Linked DNA regions of Homo sapiens: region 2 is linked to region 1. A link is an interaction called in ENCODE POLR2A ChIA-PET data of the cell type or tissue named here. Cell type or tissue: PC-9. All regions are shown on one strand.

Evidence for each region. ChIA-PET counts read pairs that join two places held together with the same protein. Peaks named below come from ENCODE experiments on the same cell type or tissue, not always from the same donor. Only the 100,000 strongest peaks of a DNase experiment are listed, where the experiment ranks them.
Region 2: POLR2A ChIA-PET joins it to region 1 with 14 read pairs; 2 of 35 experiments call an interaction of 5 or more read pairs at or near these places.

What each region holds. Positions count from the first base shown.
Region 1 is chr2:99,339,832-99,342,331 of GRCh38, reverse strand. All of the region lies in intron 1 of EIF5B (eukaryotic translation initiation factor 5B), which reads right to left. Among named protein-coding and RNA genes, the nearest start is that of EIF5B, 3.7 kb to the right of the region's middle. In PC-9, no CTCF peak of the experiment used is centred here; no DNase peak of the experiment used is centred here; H3K27ac peaks cover 547 bases.
Region 2 is chr2:98,723,601-98,726,100 of GRCh38, reverse strand. The region is part of intron 2 of MGAT4A (alpha-1,3-mannosyl-glycoprotein 4-beta-N-acetylglucosaminyltransferase A); the gene reads left to right. Among named protein-coding and RNA genes, the nearest start is that of MGAT4A, 6.3 kb to the left of the region's middle. In PC-9, no CTCF peak of the experiment used is centred here; no DNase peak of the experiment used is centred here.

The DNA.
Region 1 (2,500 bases):
TCAAGTGTCACAAATAATCTATAAACTTAATGGACTCCCAATTGAAATCAATCTCAACTGATATTTACCTTGGCAAGTATTACATTTAAAAAAAAAAAGGAAAAATCTCAAATTGTTAAAATATCAAGAACATTAACATGCCCACAGATGTCTTCAGTTGCCTTTAAGTGATTCTCAAGCATTCTCAGCACCTGTAAGACATACATGAACGATGGTCAAACAGCTTGAGAAATGTCTCACAAATGCCTAAATCTAGTTTAGAAATCCCTAGGCCAGCAGTCCTCAAATTCATTCCCAAGGTCTCTTTAGGGAATCTAAACTATTTTAGGGGGTCAAAACTATTTTCAAAATAATACTAAGAGGATACTAGCCTTTTTCATTCTCATTTTCTCACAACTGTACAGGGGAGTTTTTCAGAAGCTAAATGATGTGTGATGATGCTGCAGATCAAATGCATAAGCAAATGTGAGGATCTATCTTCTATTAAGTCATATAATAGTGAAGATGTTTGCAAAAACGCTTAGCTCTTCTATTTTTGAAAATATGGTTATTTAATAATGTTATGTATCATAGTGTAAGTTTATTTTTATTTTTAAATTAAATATTTGAAGAACTTTTCAGTTTTAGTTTGTAATACCTGTAACTGGTAGATATAACCTACATACACAGAAGCCTTTTGTGTTCCTTAGGAATTTAAGAGTGTAAAGGAGTCTAGGACCAGAATTTGAGAATTGCTATTCTAACCTAACCACTGACACTCAGTTCCTTGGTAAAACAACACTCTGCCCACCTTATAGATCAACTGCAATACTGGAATAAACTTAGAAGCATAAATAAAGCACAACAAATGAGCAAGTAACATTAAAAGTAGCTGAATGAGTTCCCCACAGGGACAGCATGGAAGGCTAGAGAGGTTACTATCAACAAAAATCTATAATCTGTTTTCTTATTAATTTATAGCAAACTAGGACTTCTTCCCCTACCACTTCCTAAAGCGTCAGGATAGGAACAGGCTAGACCAAAAGAATTCTGATTATGCATCTTTTTTTGATGTAATTTATGCAGACAAGAGTTTCATTCAAATATATGCAAGTAAGAAATGAATTCCTTTATTAAACCTAGGCTATGTGTATTATATTTGTTTGATATGTGGATATTGAATCCTAGCCTTTGTCTCAACAAGTTTCCCGAGTCAACTGAAAAAGGTCAGGAAAACTTGCTGAACAAACACCACATCAAAATCTCATTCTTAGAATTACACAAACTGGGGCTGAGCGTGGTGAATCACACCTGTAATTCCAGGCCTTTGGGAGGCCAGGGTGGGAGGATCACTTGAGTTCAGGAGTTTGAAACCAGGCAGCCAACATGGTGAAACCCTGTCCCTACTAAAAACACAAAAATTAGCCAGGTGTTGGGCGCCTGTCATCCCAGCTACTTGAGAGGCTGAGGCAGGAGAATCGCTTGAGCCCAGGAGGCGGAGGTTGCAGTGAGTGGAGATCGCGCCACTGTACTCCACCCGGGGTGACAGAGCAAGACTCCATCTCAAAAAAAAAAAAGAAGATTTTTCACAAACTGGAACAGAATTCTAGAACTTGGTCTTTAAGCAAAATTCTAGAATTCTAAAAATACACAGACAAGAATAAATATCTTGATCACTGACACATGCTGTACAAATAAAATTAGGTAAGTTAAAATCTAATTTTAAATGAATACTGAGTGGCTAAGAAGTTAAAATAAGGATTAATTAAATATAAGAATTAAGGACAGTGAGTATTGTATGTTCTGTCCAAGAACTGAAAAGTGGCTCCATGCCTTCTCTTGATAACTAAATAAGCAGTTGTCATTTCTCACACAGTTCACACCTTGCCAGAAACATGCCTGACATAGCCAAGGAGGGGAGGTGGAATGACAGTAAAATCTTTAAAGTGTGGACCTTCACCCAGGAGAATAAAACCGGATCTCTATCTCATTTTACACAAACAAGAATACTAATCCTAAAATTGGACTTTCTCCCTCTAGATTTTCTTTCCAGTCTGTGTTTTTGTCCCATTTACAAATATTCAAAATATCCCTGAAGAAAGGAAAGAAATATTAAAATAAAGGTAAAAAGCTGACTCACAAAGCAGTGGAACTTCCCATTCCCCATCTCCCAATATCTCATGTGGAAGACCAAAATAAAAACCCAAGCAGTTCCAGTCAAAGGGAACTCTGCTAAAGCTCAGGATTTCTTAAACACAATCTGAAAGCCATTCATAAAAAGGAGTCCATGAGGCATTTATACACACACACACTCACAAAATGTATCAATTTCATATATTGGTATATGAGAAAATAAATGTTTTAAAATTATATTGCCACCACTTTCCCTTCAACATGAGCCAAAAACAAACAAACCAAAACAACAACAACAACAACAACAAAACACAGATTAGGTTGAGAGGGGGAAAAAACAGCATTTCTTCTACACAACCAAACCAATCATTTAACAACAGGGTCTAGT
Region 2 (2,500 bases), 620 kb after region 1:
AATGAAACAGTATTCTTGGACAGAGGACACAGAATTTCTAATTCCAGTGGGGCTTGTTTTGTTTTCAGTTTCTTATAATTGTACTTGGAGAAACAGATACTGATCAGTGTTTTATATTCTAAAAGACAGCCAAGTTGAATAATAAAGACTTTCGTTTTGGCATTTTGTTCTTTTTACTAAACATAATTAAGTGTTTAATAAGCTTCCTTGTACCGAGTGTTGCATAAAACACTTAAAAGGACACAATTAGTGCCTTCGTGAGATTTACATGCTAATTATGCTAATGATTGGGTGCTATGTAGTTAATGATTTAAACTGCATGCATTGACAGATTACTCCTTAGGCAAAAGTATTTAAGAAGGGATAAGTAGAAATTCTGATTGGAATATTAAAACATTTTTTAAAAATTAATTATGTTTAGACTGTTGAACCGTGTTTATATAATTTTAGGATAATGGATTTATTTGCTTTTTTTTTTTTTTAAGAGAAACTACTTGAAGTAAATTCCTACCCATACTTCTTACTTGTCTCCTTTCCTTTGATTAATCTAAGGAATGTTGATGATGAGAAGAAAGATGGAAATGTTGAGGTGGTTGCATATTTGGTTTGTTAGAATATCTGTCATCACCTGGGCTATTTGAAGCTGCTGTTGCTGATGTTGTTTTATTGACTCATGAAGACAACTGAAAAGATTGCTTTGTAACCTTATTTTTTTCTGATGTGTGTTTACATCCATGTCTATATATACATATTGCATATGTATATATCTGTATGTGCATGTATATGTTAAAAATCTGATATAAGTGAAAACATGCTCTGTGCTTTGAGCAAGTAGAGTCTTTTCCCCTTCTTTGTCTTTCTCTGAGTTGGGCTCTAATTTTGGGGGAACTCTTGGGGGAAAATGAATGAAAAACTTGCTAAGGTCCTTTTTGCTTTATATACAAATATGTACATTTTAGAATTCATGTTTTTATTGTACTAAATGAGAAGGCTTAATCAGGAGGTGCTTTGTTTTTGTTTGTTTTTGAGACAGAGTTTCACTCTGTTGCCTAGGCTAGAGTGCAGTGGCAAGACCTCGGCTCACTGCAACCTCTGCCTCCTGGATTCAGGCAATTCTTGTGCCTCAGCCACAGGAGTAGCTGGGACTACAGGCGCAGGCCATCATGCCCGGCCAATCAAGAAGTAGTTTGAATAGTTAATCAAACTATTGATTGTCCCTGACATGAACAAAACAAATGACTGGCTATTAAAAGTCTGTTTATGAAATAAGAGGGTTGATGAGCAGAAAAGTATATGGGTTTTTTTTTTTTGTAGGAAACTTACCTATTCAGAGAATTATAGTAGTGGAGAAACTTGACCCTTCTCACTGTGCCTTATTTGAAAGATGGCAAGTCTTGGAATCTCCATTTAATTTTCCTTGTTTCTTATGTAAAGGCCTTATAATAAGCATAATTATTAAGCTGTCTTTAGAATGAAAATTAATTAAAAAAATAAAGATTCTTTCTCCACGCAGTGTTAGATGCACACATACAGTCTGTTAACTTTGATCATCATTCTCTGAATAGCTCCATAATTCTTCTTTGCAAACTTCTGCTCTGATTTTCTACTTGGTGTTTTTTCCAGACTCTTCCAGGTATCAACACAGGTTTCTGGTTATGGTTACATAAAATCTTCTGTGTTAAATGTTATCGTTTCTGTAGCCACTCAAACTGTTGGGCATTTGGATTCTTTCTAGATAGTTCTGGCAGTCAGACAGCCTGGGTTTTCCAGAGAAGTCCTGATTTGAGAGACTCAATTCTAATATACCCATAAACCACGTGCTCTGATTTTTATTTTGAAAGTGTGGTTTCTATAAGCTTTGATGTTGCTAAACTAATGGTTTTTTTTTGTTGTTTTTTCATTCATTCATGGGTCCCTTACATGTACCTATCTTGCACCTAGCCCTATATTATATGCTATTAATAAGAAAAGCAATAAGTAATTTTATGCCTTTGAGCAGCTCAGGGACTGGTCAGGGAAAGATGCATGTAAACAAATTTACCATCAGATAGAGTTAGATAGAAACAATAACAGTGCTTGCCTGTAAGTGTATTATATGTATTTTAATCCTCATAACAACAATTGGAGATATTATCCCCTTTCTGTAAATGGAGAAACCAAGGCAGAGTGACTGAGAAACTTACCAAGGTCATATGTTAAGTAGTGGAGTTAAAGTTTGAATTCAGGCAGCCTCATTCAAGAGCTTATGCTCCTAGCTATTGGTCTGTTGCTCAGAAAAGCAGAAGCAGAGGCTACTAATTCTTCAGGTGCTTTACACAGGAGGTAGAATATGAAGGATGAATGTGAAGGCCAAGCCAGGCAGAGTGGGGAACACTGGGCATATCAGGTCCAGGGACCTGCGTGTGCAGCTACAAGTTCTGAAGGGGAGTAGAGTATTCATCCTTTGGAATTGTGAGATGCTCGTTAATACCAGCACATAGGACTCAGGCCCTCTCAGTGT